2 separate regions of the Homo sapiens genome follow, and region 1 is linked to region 2. A link is an interaction called in ENCODE POLR2A ChIA-PET data of the cell type or tissue named here. Cell type or tissue: MCF 10A. All regions are shown on one strand.

What was found. ChIA-PET counts read pairs that join two places held together with the same protein. Peaks named below come from ENCODE experiments on the same cell type or tissue, not always from the same donor. Only the 100,000 strongest peaks of a DNase experiment are listed, where the experiment ranks them.
Region 1: POLR2A ChIA-PET joins it to region 2 with 5 read pairs; 4 of 35 experiments call an interaction of 5 or more read pairs at or near these places.

The regions. Positions count from the first base shown.
Region 1 is chr2:39,735,031-39,739,030 of GRCh38, reverse strand. It overlaps THUMPD2 (THUMP domain 2 tRNA and snRNA guanosine methyltransferase), which reads left to right. Exons shown (of 10, transcript NM_025264.5): 10 at 1,972-2,970. The coding sequence ends at 2,296. LOC124905994 (a long non-coding RNA gene) reads right to left here and starts at 2,036. Exons shown (of 3, transcript XR_007086294.1): 1 at 1,953-2,036. It also overlaps a transcript of TMEM178A not described here. In MCF 10A, no CTCF peak of the experiment used is centred here; no DNase peak of the experiment used is centred here.
Region 2 is chr2:39,486,394-39,490,393 of GRCh38, reverse strand. All of the region lies in intron 3 of MAP4K3-DT (MAP4K3 divergent transcript), which reads right to left. Among named protein-coding and RNA genes, the nearest start is that of MAP4K3-DT, 51 kb to the right of the region's middle. In MCF 10A, no CTCF peak of the experiment used is centred here; a DNase peak (open chromatin) is centred at 1,753.

The DNA of each region.
Region 1 (4,000 bases), 250 kb before region 2:
ACAATTTAGAGACAGAATTGTCTAGCTTTGCTGATGGATTAGACTAGGGAAAGCTACCTAAGCTTCTTAGATTTTTGCTGGGCATGAGGCAGATTCCCCTTAACTCTTGGTCCTTTAGCTGCCACTGTTTCTTTTCCTGTACAGCTGAACTTCTTGAAATAATGGCCTACACTTGACACCTCTGCTTCCTCAGTTTCCAGCCCCACTCTACCCTGGCAGACGAGCATCTGCTCCTGCCTTCAGCTAGGATTGCTGTCCCTGGGTTCACTGATTTCTCATAATCCTGATCACCTGTTAGTCCTATAGCATTTGTTATTTTACATATATATATAATTTATATATGTATATATGTGTATATATACATATAATTTATATGTATATAAATTATGTATTTATATGTAAATATATAATATATATTATATATATATTTTTACATATGTATGTGTGTAAAAAATAATTTTATTTTAAAGACAGGGTCTCTCTCTGTTGCCCAGACTAGAGTGCAGTGGTGCAATCTCAGCTCACTGCAACCTCTGCCCCCTGGGCTCAAGCAGTCCTCCCATCCCAGCCTCCCAAGTACCTGGGATTACAGGCACACGCCACCACACCTGGCTGATTTTTGTATTTTTTTGGTAGAGACATGTTTTGCCATGTTGCCCAGGCTGGTCTCAAACTCCTGTGCTCAAGCGATCCTCCCACCTGAGCCTCCCAAAATGTTGGGATTACAGGTGTGAGCCACCATGCCGGCCCTATAGCATTTGACACTGTTGAAACTGTTTCTTTCTTGAAACTGTACTTCTTTGGCTTCCTTGACATAACTGTTGTCCAGATTTTCTCTGAGGATGTCTACTTCATGGGTCTTCTCCTCCGTCACTTTTTAAATGTGAAATCTCTGCTCCCTGTCCCATTTTCTCTTCTCAACCTGTACTGCCACCCCAGGTGATCCCATCCACCATTATGGCTTTAGCTACCATTTACTGTATCTTTACCTCAAGGCCTGGTCTTTTCCATTACTCCAGGCTGTGTATCCAGCTCTCTGGTGGAATCCGCACTTATGTGTTCCTTAGGTACATCAGCACGTTCCAAGCTGAACTCCTTACTCCCCTCCTCCCTCCACTTCCCACCCGCTGTGACTCACCCACCCACTGAGCTGCTTTCAGAGCTGCCTCCTCTCCACTTCCTCCCGTCTTTGCTGCTTTTTCTGCTTCCAGCACCCTCCCTTGCTGCAGCCGCTTGCCGTCGCTTTGCCTGGCTCATTCCCACTTGTCTTTTAACTCATAGCACAGGTATCTTCCTCTGGGAAATTCTCTCCTCTGTCCCATGCTCGGGTTTGGGACCCACCTCATGTTCCCAAGCCCCTCATGCTTGCCTTGATTATAGCATTTTCACACCCTTTACTCGCCTCTCTCTCCCAAAGAGATGTTCAGTGATCTCTTGGCAACTTACAGGGCTATGTCACGGGACACAGGCAAGTGTTTTCATGACTTTTTCCACATAAGTGCTACATAGACTTTGATAATTGAGTAAATGCATTCTCCTCAAGAAGCTGACATTTCAAGATCTGCCCTTCTTTTTCTGATTTTTCCTTCGCCATTTCTTTGTTCGTGTCCTAACTCTTTCCTGTTAACTTTCTTCTGCTGTCAGGCTACTGCTTTTAATACATGCAGTCTTTAGGATTCTGTCATTTGCCTTTTCCTTTATACAATCATTTATTAGACCGTGACTACAAATTACTTTGAGGCTTGCCTTTTGAGTAAAAATAGATAATTAAAGCAGATTTGTACTAGGGATTTCATAATTACTATAATGAATATACATTATAGAAGATACTACCTAATTATCAAAAATCCTTATATTTAAATGGATAAAATTAAATTTCAAATTAAAAACATGAACCATTTTAAATGAAGTGGGATTGTTTGTTGTCTAGAAAGGAGAAAGATAGCAATTACCATTTTTTTTTTGTCACAGAGTGCTTCATGTTGGCGGAACCATTGTATTGTTGCTTAGTGAAGATCACCACAGGCGCCTTACAGATTGTAAAGAGAGCAACATCCCTTTCAATTCCAAGGACAGTCACACAGATGAACCTGGAATTAAAAAGTGCTTGAATCCTGAAGAAAAAACTGGTGCATTCAAGACAGCGTCAACTTCATTCGAAGCCAGTAACCACAAATTCTTAGACAGAATGTCACCATTTGGCTCCTTGGTACCAGTGGAATGCTACAAAGTTAGCCTTGGAAAGACAGATGCGTTCATATGTAAATATAAGAAGTCGCACTCTTCTGGACTGTAGCAGGCTTGCTGCCATCAGCCGGGTTCAGGCCCTTGTAAGTTAGCTGTACAGCAGAAGTTTGCTGTCTCTAGGATTCATATAGCACCCACAGAGCTCCAAGTAACCAAATTCCCCCAAAGACAGGAGGTGTGGCTGATGGGTACACATGCTTGGTAAGAGTTTCTGCTTTATATTCTAAAGTACTTAATGTTTTTGAGAAAAAAGTTATCGAATATTTTTTAGACTTAAGTTTTATCTTCTGTCAGAATGTGAAAAGTTCTGCCCAGTTTCTGAGCAAAAACTTCAATTTCAAAATAAAGGTTTTCAGGGGTTCACTTAAGTGTATCACAATCAACACCAGACGGGATATTTTAACTATCAGATTTTCGGAAATGTAAAAACCTTTATGTGTAACTTCTTTTGATATTAAACTTGATTTTTGAGCCTGTAATTTTCTTCTCCATTGGAATGAAAATAATTTGTATTTGCAATACATTTTATATGTTTATTATGTAAACCAACAGTGAGAATAATAACTGAATTAAGCCAGTATCCTTCAAAACATGATGGAAAATGAAATTTGCTTTTTTTCTAAAAGCATTCATACACTGTCACCTCGCCCTTATTTATATAGAAAGTCAGTTTGTTGCTTATGTTCACTACCTGAGAAAAAGAAACAGTAAGTTTGAGGAGAATATATGCTCTGGTTTAATGTTTTTCAATAGTGTGATACAATTGTTCAACTTATTGGCAGCTTTAGTGGTATTTGAACAACTTTGCTATGTTTGGGTAATTTTCCACCCTGTGAATCAGCTCCCCAAAGCAGAAGTCATAAAATCTGTTTTCCAGCCAGGGTGTGGAAACCTGGGCCCCTGGTATCAGGTCCACCCATGTGCAAGCTATGGCATTTGTGCCCAGTGGCAACACAAAGCGATCTTCACCAGAACATTCCTCTCCTGAGGTTTCAGCACTGCTCTTGGCTACGTAGCCACCGCTAAGCTTCTCTCTCTGGCCTTCCTAGGAAATTCTAAGAGCCACCTACTAATCTTGAATACATTTCATTTTTGCTAAAACTAAGTAAATGTGGTTGTGTTGTTAACAGCTGGGACTCTGATAATGGAGACTGATACTCTGAGGGGTTTCAAGCAAGAGGCCCCCAGTAATGTGAATTCGTTACTCGGTATCTGGCCTACTTGGGTTAAAGGCAGTGAGAATACAGCTAGTGTTATAGAAAGTGTATGGCATGTGATGGTGAAGCAGTTCATAATGCCTGTGCTTACCTGATGCTCTGGGAAACACCAAAAACCTGAGGAATACGAGCCCTATGAGGCGGGCTATCTGCTTTTGGTAGAACTTGACAACTCAAAGAAAAAGCAAGATTTCTGTAGTCCTTATTCCTTGGGTTAAAGCAGGGGTCTCAGCCAGCGGCAATTTTTGGTCCTCAGAAGACATATGGCAATGTCTGCAGACATTTTTGATTACCACAACTTGAAGGAGGAGAGAGATACTCCTGGCATATAGTGGATACTGCGGATAAAGGATGAGAGATTAGGTTAACAAGGTAATGGGTGGCAGGTAGAGGTGGTATATTAGATGAGATGGGGCCTTGAAGACTATTTTAAGGGCTTTAGCTTTTACTCAAAACCACTGAAAGAGTTTTGAATAGGTGATGTCACCTAACATATGTTTTAGGATACTGTAGCTGCTATATTGCAAATTGATTGT
Region 2 (4,000 bases):
GAGATAGGGTTTTACCATATTGGTCAAGCTGGTCTCGAATTCCTGATCTCAGGTGATCCACCCACCTTGGCCTCCCAAAGTGCTGGGATTACAGGCATGAGCCACCTCGCCCAGCCTAAAGCTAGCATCTTAAATGTAGATGAAAATCTGTGATGTTCAGTATGTTCACTCTACTTTTTTTTTCAAAAGATGAATTACCTTTTCATTAATGTTTCCCTTTTTTTTTTTTTTTTGAGCTGGAGTCTTGCTCTGTTGCCCAAGCTGGCGTACAATGGCGTGATCTCAGCTCACCGCAACCTCCGCCTCCCATGTTCACGTGATTCTCCTGCCTCAGTCTCCCAAGTGGCTGGGATTACAGGTGTGCACCACCACACCCAGCTAATTTTTGTACCTTTAGTAGAGACAGGGTTTCACCATGTTGGTCAGGCTGGTCTCAAACTCTTGACCTCAAGTGATCCTCCTGCCTCAGCCTCCCAAAGTGCTGGGATTACAGACATGAGCCACCATGCCCAGCCAAAAGATGAACTACCTTTTTAAAAAAGCATAGGATTGTCGCCAGGCGGAGTGGCTCATGCCTGTAATACCAGCATTTTGCGAGGCTGAGGCGGACGGATGACAAGGTCAGGACATTGAAACCATCCTGGCTAACACCGTGAAACCCTGCCTCTAGTAAAAATACAAAAAATTAGCCGGGCATGTGGCGGGCGCCTACAGTCCCAGCTATTCGGGAGGCTGAGGCAGGAGAATGGTGTGAACCCCGGAGGCAGAGCTTGCAGTGAGCCGAGATGGCGCCACTGCACTCCAGCCTTGGCGACAGTGCGAGACTCCGTCTCAAAAAGAAAAAAAAAGGCATAGGATTATGTATCTAATTTACCTACTATTCCATTACTATTTTACATCCTATTTCTGAATTTCTGTGTCTTCCGCCACTTATCTTGACTTAATTTTTTTCTTTTAAGTAACTAGTCATATTGTTGCACTATCCACATAAAAATTACTTCCAAAGACTTGTGATAGAACCCAGTGATGTCACACCTAGATATATAACTCTCACAAGGAGACACATACAAAAACATTTATCATGCATTGTTTGTAAGGGAAAAATAATGGAAACAATTTAAAGATCTATCAACAAAAGAATGAATAAACTGTGGTCTTTTTATACAATGAAATACTATCTAGCACTTTAAATAAACTAGAAGATGTGTATTGGCCTGACGCAGTGGCTCACACCTGTAATCCCAGCACTTTGGGAGGCTGAGGAGGGCGGATCACTTGAGACCAGAAGTTCAAGACCAGCCTGGCCAACATGGCAAAACCCATCTTTACTAAAAATACAAAAATTAGCAGAGCGTGGTGGCAAGCGCCTGTAATCCAGCTACTCGGGAGGCTGAGGCAGGAGAATCGCTTCAACCTGGGAGGCAGAGGCTGCAGTGAGCCAAGATCGTGCCACTGCACTCCAGCCTGAGAGACAGAGTGAGAATCCATCTCAAAAAAAAAAGAAAAAAAAAAAAAAGATGTGTATTAGGGGCCAACCATGGTGGCTCACACCTGAAATCCCAGCACTTTGGGAGGCTGAGACAGGTGGCTCACTTGAGCTAAGGAGGTCATGACTAGTCTGGGCAACATGTGAAACCCTGTTTCTACAAAAAATACAAAAATTAGCTAGGCATGGCGGCGTGTGCCCGTAGGCCCAGCTACTTGCAGGGCTGAGGCAGGAAGATTGCTTCAGCCCAGGAGGTCAAGGCTTCAGTGAGTCATGATCACACCATTGCACTCCAGCCTGGTGAACAGAGTGAGACTGTTTAGAAAAAAAAAAAAAAGATGAGTATTAATACATGTTGAGTGAGAGATTAAGAAGAAAGCGCATAATATATCATTTAATGATGAAAAACTTGCAAATCAACTTTATGTCTTATGGATACATATATAGTATAAATATAAAAAATAGCTGGGTGTGGTGGTGTGTGCCTATAGACCCAGCTACTTGGGAGGCTGAGGCGGGAGGATTGCTTGAGCCCACTAGTTCTGGGCATCATATAGTGACCTCCCAGGAGCAGAGGGCTACCTGGTTGCCTAAGGAAAGGTGAACCCACCTGTGTGGGAAGCAGAGCAGGTCAAAACTCCTGTGCTGATCATAGTGGATTGCACCTGTGAATAGGCACTGCCCTTCACCCTGGGCAACACAGGAAGACTCCAGCTCTTATTAAAAAAAATTTTAAATAATATAAAAATACACAGAGGAATTAAAACTCTAAATTCAGGGTAGTTGTCACCCTGCAGATCACAAGAGAGGAATGAGATAGATTGGTTTCAGGGGTTTTAACTACATCTATATGATTTTAACTTTGTCAGCACTTCTGGTGGCTTGTTGAGGAAAAAAAGGTTTTAACTTGGAAGAAACAGAGGAAAGGGGAAAAAAGGGAGGGAGGAAGAGGGCAAAAGGGGGAGGGAGGGAAAAAGGGAGATCTGAAGCAAATATGGCAAAATTTTATTACATGAAATACTATCTAGCACTTAGGGCTGGATTGTAGATAGATGATTTTTTGTCATATTATTTTGTATGCTTTTCTGTCTGTTTGAAATATTCTATTGTAAATAGATGTGCTAATCTTTATAATAATAATTCATGGTATTATTCACCAAATTTAACAGCCTAACAAAAGTTTAGAAGTAAAAAATTAGCAAGTGGCACATATTTTCCAGTTCTACTAGTAAAGAAACTTGTTTGCATCTGGGGAAGATAATATTTGCGGTGTAACTTCCCCACTCCCTTTCCAGCACATCCTTAAAGGACTCAAATGGAATGTCGTCCTATGACAAAGAAAAGTGCTTGTGCATATTAACTCCTCTGCTGCTGAACCAATTTGTGACAGGATGAAAGCGCTACTAGGAAACAAAGTGAAGAAGGATGGACACTCTATTCAGTATTTATAAATTTCTAGGTTTTTCCTTTTCAAGCCCCCTTAGAATCTTTACGAAAAAGGTCAACAGTTTAGCATGCCTCCAAATGAAAAATGTTATGTTAATGTATTTGCTAATAAATAATTCATTTCAGAGGCAAAATTAAAGGCTCAAGTTGGTAAATAAAGCATCCAGCACTATATCCATACGTGGTCTCTGACATCAAAATAGGATGAAGGGCCGGGCATGGTGGCTTACTCCTGTAATCCCAGCACTTTGGGAGGCCGAGGCAGGTGGATCACTTGAGGTCAGGAGTTCGAGACCAACCTGGCCAACATGGTGAAACCCCATCTCTACTAAAAATACAAAAATTAGCTGGGCGTGGTGGTGTGTGCCTGTAATCTCAGCTACTCAGGAGGCGGAGGCAGGAGAATCACTTGAACCCGGTAGGCGGAGGTTGCAGTGAGCTGAGACTGTGCCACTGCACTCCAGCCTGGGCAACAAAGTGAGACTCCATCAAAGAAAGAAAGAAAGAAAGAGAGAGAGAGAGAGAGAGAAAGAGAGAAAGAGAGAAAGAGAGAAAGCGAGAAAGAGAGAGAGAGAGAGAAAGAGAGAGAGAGAGAGAAAGAGAGAAAGAGAGAGAGAGAAAGAAAGAAAGAAAGAAAGAAAGAACGAACGAACCTCAGGGTCTCTGACCTACTGTGTCAGAGAGGGCATCACTGCAGCCAACTTGGGTAAGAGGAGACACAAAGCAAGTAAGACGTTAATTTCACATAAGAACAAAAATTAATATTTTTTCTCCTTCCCACTCTCCCTCATCTCCCTTCCTCTCTCTTTCTTCCTCTTCTTTTCTTTTATAGTACACATTAAAAGGGAAACACGTCAGCCAGAGAGAAGCAGCAAAATGCTTGGGGGTGAGGGGTTGTCCCCCACCAAGTACAGCACCATCTAGGCTGCTGCCCCAAATGGTGCCATAGTAGGGAAGCCCAAAACTAAAGCAGCCAACACTGCTGTCTTCCTTCACCCAGCAAAGAGCAGAACCAAAGCATCAAAAACAGGCAAAGGGGATTGGGGGAAGAAGGAGCCAGGTCTCCTA